Regions from separate parts of the Homo sapiens genome. Here region 2 is linked to region 1. The links are chromatin loops, found by intact Hi-C in ENCODE. Cell type or tissue: breast epithelium. All regions are shown on one strand. Links, peaks and the distances in the headings refer to the core of each region. The heading gives the core; the rest is flanking DNA.

Region 1 (5,377 bases), core at 136-5,135:
CAACTATAGAGGTGTTTTTTTGTTTTATTTTGTTTTTTTTTTCCCAAGAAGTAGTTTCACTCTTTGTTGCCCAGGTTGCAGTGCAATGGTGCAATCTTGGCTCACTGCAACCTCCGCCTCCTGGGTTCAAGCGATTCACCTGCCTCGGCCTCCCAAGTAGCTTGGACTACAGGCATGTGCCACCACACCTGGCTGGCTAATTTTTGTATTTTTAGTAGAGATGGGGTTTTGCCGTGTTGGCCAGACTGGTCTCAAACTCCTGACCTCAGGTGATCCACCCCACTCAGCCTCCGAAAATGCTGGGATTATAGGCGTGAGGCACCGTGCCCAGCCTAGAGATTTGAAAACAAAAATATCCACTTTCCCAGACTCCCTTGCAACTAAATGGTGGCTGTATGACCCAGTCCTGGTCCATGAGATGTACATTGATGTCACTGCTTGGACTTCCAAGAACGCTTCTTCCAGGTGCAGACTAGACTGGAATGGTCCATCAGATGTTTGCTCTTTCCCCCTTCCTCCTGACCAGACCACAGATGTGATGCCTAGAAATGTAGTTGCCATCCTGTGGCCATGAGGATGAAAATCACACACTCTTTTGGTGTCGTAGGGCTGCTGTAACAAATTGCCACAAACCTAGTGGCCTGAAATGGTAGAAGTTTATGGGCCGCACGCAGTGGCTCACGCCTGTAATCCCAGCACTTTGGGAGGCCGAGGCAGGTGGATCACGAGGTCAGGAGATCAAGATCATCCTGACTAACACGGTGAAACCTTGTCTCTACTAAAAATACAAAAAATTAGCCAGGCGTGGTGGTGGGCGCCTGTAGTCCCAGCTACTCGGGAGGCTGGAAGTCTGAAATCAAGGCATCGCAGGGGCATGCTGTCTCTGGAGACTCTAGAGGAGGATGCTTTCTTGCAGTGTTCTCCCCAGCTCCTGGTGCTGCCAGCAATCCTTGGCTTGGAGATACATCACTCATTGCTCCAGTCTGTGCCTCCTTTGTCACGTGGCTTTCTCCCTGTGTCTGTATCTCTCTTGTTCTTATAAAAGGCATTAGTCATATAGATTTAGAATCTACCTGACTCCAGTATGACCTCATCTTAACTTAATTACATCTGCAAAGACCTTATTTCCAAATAAGATCATATTTACAGGTACCAGGGGTTAGAACTCAAACATAATCTTTTTGGAGGACGCAATTCAACTCACAAAACACACTAAGGATGGAGAACGGGAAGACAGAAGCCCCTGATAGCCTTGTGCAGCCACTCCCAACCTTGGGCAGCCTACTTGTGACTTCTTGTTGTGTGATTCAAATAAATTCCCTATTTACTGAAGCCACCGTTTAGGTTTTCTTTTGCTCGCAGTTGAACACATTTCTAACTGCCACACTTTATCCATCCATCCATCCATCCATCCATCCATCCATCCATCCATTCCATCCATCCATCCAGTCAATCAGTTTTTAGGAAGTACCTATATTGTGCTAGTGATGTCTTACTCAGAGTTGAGGCTGGCACAGAGAAAGTACTCAATATTTATTAGTTAAGCACATGAATGGAAGGCAAATTCCTTTCATGGAACATAGAGTTTGGACATACACACAAAAAATAGACAATTGAGGCCGGGCACGGTGCCTCACGCCTGTAATCTCAGCACTTTGGAAGGCCGAGGCAGGCAGTTCACGAGGTCAGGAGATCGAGAGCATCCTGGCTAACACGGTGAAACCCCATCTCTACTAAAAATACAAAAAATTAGCCGGGGGTGGTGGCAGGTGCCTGTAGTCCCAGCTACTCAGGAGGCTGAGGCAGGAGAATGGCATGAGCCCGGGTGGCGGAGCTTGCAGTGAGCCAAGATCGCACCACTGCACTCCAGCCTGGGCAACACAGCGAGACTCCGTCTCAAAAAAAATAAATAAATAAAAAATAAGACAATTGAAATGTATGCAGGGCCTTGTATAATACCTAACTCTGACTTGGGGCTTAAGGAGTTTTCCTGGTGACTAAGAATGGTGGTAGGAGAAAGTACAGAAGCCAAAGAGAGATGGAGAAACAGAAAAACTGACTGTGACTGACTCATGGAAGGCAGGGAAGTGGGGAGTGAAGAGAGGGAAAGGGGAGGTAACGGAGGGAGAGAGAGAGAGTGTGTGGGTGTGTGGCTATTACAAGGTCAGTCTGGAAAGATGAGGCTGGAGACAGAAGCATGAACACTTGGGATCATTCTTTAATATCTAAGCCCTTGAATGCAGGACTACTATATGTATTTTAAGGGCAGGGGGTCTGTGAGTGGGATGTCTTTTAATCTGTAAATTACCTGACTAATATGACAATATGTACAACGTATCACAGAGAAGAAAGAACCTTACGGTGTGAGCATCGCTCTTTCGTATGGTTGGATGCTGCCCTGGTAAATACGTGATTCTTGGGTCAATAGAGTCTGCAAAGCTCAAGTTGTGTATTTTATGTAGCATGTGTTAATACTTAAGGGCTGTTTCCAGTAGGTCTTGCTCTAGCACATCATCCTTATGCAGCTGTGTTTTTTGGATGAGGCCATGGAGAGCTGGTTGACGCCAAATGCTCACTCTGGATACTCGGATTCTCGCCTCGCTTCTGGCTTGACAAAGGGACAGGCGTAGACAGCTATCCTTCCGTGGGCTTCCTTTTCTGCATCTCTAAAATTAACTTAAAAATTTCAGAAAAAAGACATAAAACAAACAGTGCCTTGTGCGTAGTAAGTGCTAAAAATTGATTAAAAATGTACGTAATTTAAATTTAACATCATCTATAATCCCATATAATCCCTTATCATTGTGAGAGGGTAAGCAGAAAACAGGTTGCTTTTGTGTCCCATGGCTCCTTGTGGTGAGCTGGTCCCTGCCCTGGCCCTGGATTAATACTCAGGCAGGATTGTGGCTTTTCTGGTCATCTTCACTGGTAGTGACTCAAGGATGTAGCATTGGTGTGCTCCAGACTTGGCAGATGTTTAAAGCTGAGTATTTCTCTTGAGGGTTCTTTTGTGGGTTCTTGGGAGAACCCCCATTAACGTGGATCCCTCACCTTCATTCTCTTGACAAAGTTGTAGCCCCTTCACAGCCCCTGGGCATCTGCTACTCCCCTCTGGACTCTTGTTTTGGGGTCTTCTTGCCCCTGTAGAGCAGCCTTTTTGGGGCAGGATCTAAGACAGCACCTCCCAGCCTTATCTCACCCATGGCCCCTCCTCTGCCCATCACACATCCTTTGCTATGTCAAGTTCAGGGCTCTCAGGCCAAGCCAGTGTGGCAACCTCTCCTTGCCTCTGCCCACAGCTCAGGAACTAACCCTGCTCGCTTTAGACAATGCAAGTCAGACACCAGTCCTTTGGGTCCCCCAAACTACAAGGGACACACTAAATGCTTTCTAAGTGATCCCACTACTCCATTCTTTAGGCTTGAGGCAAGAGGTAAGCATCCCCATCCTACCCCAGTGAGGGAGGGGTAGACAGACAGCACGTGGAGAACTCTCTATACATCCCCCTTTGTCAGCACCCCCTGCCCTTCCACTCTCCATGTGGTTGAGGAACCCAAGAGTCATGGAACAGTTTTGAGAAATTTATAATGTACTGTTGTGTCCTTCCAAAATTCATATGTTGAAATTCTAATTTCCAAGGTGATGGCATGAGGAGGTGGGGCCTTTGGAAGATGATTAGGTCATGAGGGTGGACCCCTCATGAATGGGATTAGTGCCCGTATAAAAGAGGCCCCAGGGAGCTCTCTTGCTGTTTCCACTGCTGTGAAGACAAGAGGAGAAAATGACCATCCACAACTGGAAGTGGTCTTGGGGCCATCTGGGCAAGGATCCCAGGGTTCTGGGTACCCAGAGCATAGAAGATCATGGCCTCTGAGGGGGCATGTTTCCTTAGTCTTATGGACTCATCACCCTGTGAGATGGAGCATGTCTAGAAAGCCAGAGAAGGGCCCTTAAATCATGGGGCTCAGGGCAGTGGATCCTCTTACCTGAGTCTAATAGCCATTCTTGACTGTCAAGTAGGGTTCCTAAATGAAGCTATATTTCAAGAGAAGATACGTTGGCTATTGAAAAAAAAAAAAAAACCCACACACAAAACAACAGACAAGAAAGAAGGCTGGAAGAATTGGCAGGATGAATAGCTCAGTTTAGTGGAACCAGGTGCAATTGTTCCAAGTATGGGGTGAGGCTGTGCTGGACCAACCCAGCAGCTCTTCTCTAGCAGCCCACCCTGGACCTGTGAGTGCTGGGAAATAGAGGATTTTCACAGAAAGAAAGCAATCATATCCAACCTAATTGCTCAACAGCTCTGGCGTGGGGAACCCCTCTGAAAGAGCTGGCCATGCAGATCAGGAAGCACCTTCCATAGGTCCGAGGAGGAGCGCTGTGGAGGCTGGAGGTATAGCAGGCTGGTGGGTATAAGGAGGGGAGGGGCCTAAGTTAATTGGGCCGGGGGAGGCAACAATGAGAGGGCAGAGAAATAACAGTCAGTGGGGCAGAAGGTCAGAGAGAAGCTGGTGGACCCCGAAACAGGGCCTGGAGAGCTGTTGGCAGCAACCCTCACTGTAGGTGAACTGCTTGGGACACTAGAAAGAAAGGCTCAGAACAACCTGGTGAGAATCCCTGTGGGGAGTTTGGGGACCACTGAGAGGATTCTGGGGAAAGACAGGCTTGCTTGTAATTCAAGGTGATTATTCAAGCGCAGACTCTGAGCTTCTAGATGTGGAGCCAATCGAACTTGATTAATGTGAGCACCTAGGCCAGTGAAGACTGGGGTTTTCTAGTTTCCTATGCTTTTTCTTGGGTAGGAGGGGAAGGTAACCTAAAGAATGGACTTACGTTTTATAAAGAGGAGTCTGGGTGCCTTATATACTCATAATATATTCTTATTGATGGTTTGTGGAATAATGGGGCAGATACACAGCAGAAAATGCTTCCTATATCCCGGAAGCCCTTGAAATGGATGTTCCTCAGTTGTATCTCAATCCTCACTTGTAACCTTTCTCCAGTTAAGTCTCAGAAAGACAGATGTTTCCAATTTAGCCTTGAAAAGTACACAGTAATAAAATAATCTTCAAATTAGCATGTCGGCAGGGCCTAGTGTTTACAATCCATTTTGAAAACAAGTCCCCGCCTTTGCCTGTTTGCATTTCCATCGGGAAGATGGGATTGCCAAGCAAGCATTACTGTGTTATCTTTTCAGGTTTTATGTTCACGTTCTGGTTCAGACATAACATTCTTCCTTTGAAGCTCTCTGCAGAAGCTGACCAAGTATTTATACTTTTTAAAACATAAAGTTCCTTCTTCTTTTTTGGTGATCAAAAAATCTGCCTTTCTGAAAAGACCTCATTACATCTTATTTGAAAAATTTTGAAATGCT
Region 2 (5,377 bases), core at 269-5,268, 52 kb after region 1:
GCCTATACAGAAGAAATATGGTTAGTTAAACCATAAACACTGAGTAACACTGAATCAGGGAATGAGGATCTCTAAGGTCCCATGCAGCCTTGCAGTGCGGGATCTTGGGAGAATGACAGTCTACTTTCTGCTTTCCTACAGATAACTGTTTCAATTTTTTTTTTCTTTTTTTTTTTTGAGACAGAGTCTTGCTCTGTTTCCCGAGCTGGAGTGCAGTGGTGTAATCTCAGCTCACTGCAGCCTCCACCTCCCAGGCTCAAGCAATTCTCCTGTTTCAGCCTCCCGAGTACCTGGGACTACAGGCTCATGCCAGCACGCCCAGCTAATTTTTATATTTTTAGTAGAGATGTGGTTTCACCATGTTGGCCAGGCTGGCCCCGAACTCCTGACCTCAGGTGATCTGCCTGCCTCGGCCTCCTAAAGTGCTGGGATTACAGGCGTGAGCCACCGTGCCCAGCCAACTGTTTCAATTCACATGTTTGTAAGGCAGGAGATATCCAGGGGTTCTTCTGGGTTCCCACCCCTGGAGCGCAGTGCCTGGGACCCAGGAGGCTCTCCATATATTGCTGAGAAATCAATTCCTCAATAGATATTCTAAAATTAACATATCAAGGTTGTGCCTTAATACGCAATAGGATTGTCAGAATTAAGTCCTAGGGAACTTGTTCTTAGTCTCAGGTTTTTGCCTCTAATTGTGCGTCCTTGGGCAAGTCAGTAATCTCCCCAGGACTCAGTCTCCTCATCCGCACAATGAGGAGTGTCAATTAGATGGTCTTTATATTGTCTCTGGTACAAGCATTCTATGACTCTGTGAAATTAGCTTAGGTTACCCAAAGCTTAAACCACATAAATCCTACTTTACAATTCAATCCAGTTCAACCATAAACATTTAAACAAATATTTATTAAGTACCGCCTATGTGCAAGACACACCATCATCTGCCTGAGGTACGTGAGGATGAAGGCTGCCATCCGCTCTTGTCCTCAAGGAGCCTACCCTCAGCAAGGGTGGAAGACAGGACATGAAGTGAGTACTGGAAGGTTCCAGAACTCCTCCAGGGCAGCACTGTGTCCTTCGTATTGGGATGGTCATGTTCTTAGAACTGGGGGAGGGGCTGTGAGCTAAAAAAAAGGAAAGTCGAATGACATTCAAAGGGTAGTGAATTCACCTATGGCCAGAGCAGGAGCAGAACTTCTCCACGGAGGGAAGCTCAGTGTGTGTTCGGGAAAGAGCAAGCGTTACTCTCGAGCTGAATTACAGGGCATGTGTGGAGAAAAAGGGAAGGGAAGATGGAAATGGTAAGTGTTGGCAATTTGCAGAGGGTCTTGAAAAATGCAGAACACAGAGACTGTACTAAATTGCTGTAAACGTTTCCCAGGAAGGGCAGGAGAGGATGTTACATGACAGATCAATCAGACAACAGACGGAGGGGGATGGGGGCATATCCATTCAGTTAGACAGAACTTGGGGATGGCTGGGGATAGGACAGCTTCCTTACTCTTGACCTGGTTCAGCCACAGGGTCATGCTGTAAAAATAGCAAATGGTGATGAATGTGTTACTGGAAAGGGGTCCAGACCCAGACCCCAAGAAGGGGTTCTTGAATGTCACGCTAGAAAGAATTCGGGGTGAGTCTATAGAATAAAGCAAAAGCAAGTTTATTAGAGAAGTAAAGAGACAAAAGAATGGCTATTTCATACACAGAACAGCACTAAGGGCTGATTGACTGAGTACGTTTATGGTTATTTCTTGATTATATGTTTTATGAGTTTTCTGGGAAAGGAGCAGGCAAGTCTCGGAACTGATGGTTCTTCCCCTTTTTAGACCATATAGGGTAACTTCTGGATGTTGCCATGGCATTTGTAAACTGTGAGGGTGCTGGTGAGAGTGTCTTTTAGCATGCGAATGCATTATAATTAGCATATAATGAGCAGTGAAGATGACCAGAGGTCACTTTTATCACCATCTTGGTTTCAGTGGGTTTTGGCCTGCTTCTTCACCGCTGTTTTATCAGCAGGGTCTTTATGACCTGTATCTTGCGATACCAGTCCTGCTGACCTATCTCATCCCGTGACTAAGTATGCCTGGGAATGCAGCCCAGCAGGTCTCAACCTTATTTTACCCAGCCCCCTTTCAAGATGGAGTCACTCTGTTTTGAACGTCTCTGACAAAGGCGGTGATGGGACGGAGCTGCTACGCAGACCCTGTGCTTCTGAAGGTGTTTCCTCGTTTTGCTAGGGTCTCCCCTGGAAGTGGTTTTCCAAGCCTGTTATTGATGCAGCCTGTTGGGGGGAAATTCGGCTCTCCTCCTGGCTGATTGCCCATTGCTGGGATTTTGACCATCCAGCAGCGGTTTGGGACACGTCGGGGTGAAATGGCTCTGAAGGGAGTGGCCGTTGATGATCCTTTTTTTAATTTTGTTTTTTTGTTTTTTGTTTTTGTTTTTTTGGCTCCAGCAGGACATATCACATCATAAGGCAGTGTTGGAAATGGGAGAGCCAGGATTATCTCTGGCTTTAATTGTTAACTTAATTGCTTTTTCATTTTTTGGCTAGCCTAGATGGTGAAGCAAATGGAGTCGAAACATATATTCTTTGCCATTTATTAGAATGGCGATAATGAAACGTTCATTACTATTAGACCAGAAAGATAATGCTACAAGGAATTTCATCTCCTGGTTTCTTTATTTCTTTTTAACCTGCCTCCTGCCTGATTTGTTCTTTGTTTGTTTGTTTTAAGCAACTCCTAGCATTTTGTATGCCTTTTTGACATGGCAGCCCCAGAAATTTCATATAGCAAGCAAACTTCACGTAGGGCAACAGTCCTGGATAGTGAGACTTACGCTGCAGCACACTGAATAGTACTGGGGAGTGGCTCTGGTAGGGAGACTATGAAAGGTTACCGTCCTCCTGTTCACTCCTGGATGCAGAGCTCCCTGCCAACTCCATCTGTTTAACTGATCCCTCCTTCTTTTCTATTTTTGTTTTTGGGCAATTGACCCACTGAATGGCCTTTCCTCATCTTGCCGCTTTCTTCCTCAGGATTTTTGTTCTCTTGTTGATCTTTGGCAAAGTCTCTGTGTATATGTTTGAGTTTTTATCCAAAGATTTCTTTTTTCCTGCCTTTTTTATACCGTATTTTCATTTACATTACAAAGGAGCTTGCCCTTTTGCCGATTAAACAATGGATCATTCATACTTCAGTTTTAGATGTTTGGATATCTCGACACACATGTAAGAACAGATGTTTTCATGCAAGTATGACTGTCAAAGTTAATTCAGCTTTATTTGCAACTGCTATTTTAATAAAATTTGGATTTTTTTTCGACTGTCACTCCTTCCCACTTGTGGCATTTTACTTATTTGGAAATACAATATTCACTACATAGTAGAATTATATGTTATTCCCTTGTGGTTGATATCTTTGCCTCTAAAGCTGACTTTCTAAGTTTTCAGCATTCTTGAATGTAATGCTTCTGCAGTAGGCAGGAAAGCGCAGTGTACGGTAGTTACAGTCTTCTAAACAGCTGCCCTAGGAATGATGTACCCACAGTTTTCAGTAAGGTTAACATAGTGCTTTATCTGGTGGGTCTCATGCACACACACACATATACCACAATGCAAACCTTATGCTCAAGAAAGAAAAAGTTATGGTGCACAAGAAAACAAAACCGAAGAGATAAAAGGCAGAGCAAAAACCTCCTCAAAGTAGGGTATTTGTTTAAAGTTGCTAAATTACACATTTTGGACCCTAAAAATGTTTGTGAAAAGTGCTCTGAAATTATCAGACCACAGTACTCCTTTTGAGTCTGAAAAACATCTTGAGGTTGGGTGACATGGTGCATGGCAGCTGGGCTAGCCAAAGAAGGATGTGTAGTCAAGAGTGTTGATGGGAGACAAGAGGGTGATGGAGAACTAAGGGTCTGTCCCTGCAGGTTTACAGACTGGGCATGATGGAAGCAAGGGGGTGACAGGGCTCACAAGATGAGCACTTTGGTCAGAGAGAGGAGATGTTGGCTATTTAATGCTTCAAAGGAATCTCAAAGTCTTGTGTGTGACATTGGGTGTGGGTAGAGTTGGCGGGGAGTGAAGTGGAGGTGAAGGTGGCTGGAGCTGAGGTGATGAGGGACCAATGAGGTGGGCAGACTTCTAGATGGTCTGTGTGGATGCTGCTGTCACCCATCATGTTAGCAGCTCAGGATAGAGGGCAGAACTGTGAGCCGAACACTGTGCCTTTTCCCATTGCCTTCCTTAACTAATTGTCAATCCATCATTCATTCAACATTCATTCAAAAATGAATGTGCATTAATTGTGGATCATATGGCATTGTTCATTACTGAAGTTACAAAAATAAATCTGGCCAGGCACGGTGGCTCACATCTGTAATCACAGCACTTTGGGAGGCCAAGGCAGGCGGATCACCTGAGGTCAGGAGTTCAAGACCAGCCTGTCCAAATGGTGAAACTCTGTCTCTGCTAAAAATACAAAAAATTATCTGGGTGTGGTGGTGCATGCCTGTAGTTTCAGCTACAGGCTGGAGGCAGGAGAATCGCTTGAACCTGGGAAGCAGAGGTTGCAGTGAGCTGAGATCACACCATTGCACTCCAGCCTGGGCTACAAGAGCGAAACTCCGTCTCAAAAAAAAGTAAATACATTTAAATAAATAAATAAAATAAATAAATCAGACGCGGTTCCAGAGCATGGAAAGCTTACTGGCTGACTGATAAGGGTGAGCATGTACTAGTTATCTCAACCAGAGCCTGTAAACCCATAGGGCTGCAGGGGCCAGGTGGGGCATGGAAGGATGAAGCCAGCAGGTGGAATAAGGAGGAAACGTTTGGCAACTGTAGTGAACCGGAGAGCTCATAGCTCACTTAAGGCAGGCAGCCATTATCCATGTTGGCGAATCTTTCAATTTAAAAAAGAAAAAGCCAGACACAGTGGCTCATGCCTGTAATCTCAACTAGGCTGAGATAGGAGAATCACTTGAGCCCAGGAGTTTGAGGCTGGAGGGAGCTATGTTCGTGCCACTGCACTGCAGCCTGGGTGATAGAATGAGAGCCCATCTCTTAAAAAAAATAAATTTAAAAATAAAAGAAATGCAGATATCTGGGAATGAAATTTCCCAATTTAAAAACTTTAGCAAGCAATTAAACTAATAAAAATATAGTTAGTATGGGCCAATGGTTTGTGTCTTCTGATTTAAATAACTGGAACTGCAGGCCAACTTCGGTTCTTGTTCTGATTCTACCCCTAACTTGCTAGTCAATCACCTAACATCTCTGACCCCAGTGACCTCTGAAAGGGGCAGGAAGCTGTAGGGCATGAGCTCTAGGGTCTTTCCCAGTTCTCTGATTATAATTTCAGTGTCCAAAGAG

The links. A loop is a pair of places that touch in the nucleus more often than their neighbours do. Peaks named below come from ENCODE experiments on the same cell type or tissue, not always from the same donor. Only the 100,000 strongest peaks of a DNase experiment are listed, where the experiment ranks them.
Region 2: a loop joins it to region 1, with 20 times the contacts of the local background. A loop is called at or near these places in 1 of 110 quality-filtered maps.

What each region holds. Positions count from the first base shown.
Region 1 is chr6:7,626,589-7,631,965 of GRCh38, forward strand. No RefSeq gene overlaps it. Among named protein-coding and RNA genes, the nearest start is that of SNRNP48, 39 kb to the left of the region's middle. RefSeq lists a silencer at 4,834-5,034. In breast epithelium, for the core only: no CTCF peak of the experiment used is centred there; no DNase peak of the experiment used is centred there; H3K4me3 peaks cover 233 bases; H3K27ac peaks cover 402 bases.
Region 2 is chr6:7,678,758-7,684,134 of GRCh38, forward strand. All of the region lies in intron 2 of LOC105374906 (a long non-coding RNA gene), which reads left to right. Among named protein-coding and RNA genes, the nearest start is that of BMP6, 45 kb to the right of the region's middle. In breast epithelium, for the core only: no CTCF peak of the experiment used is centred there; no DNase peak of the experiment used is centred there; H3K27me3 peaks cover 528 bases.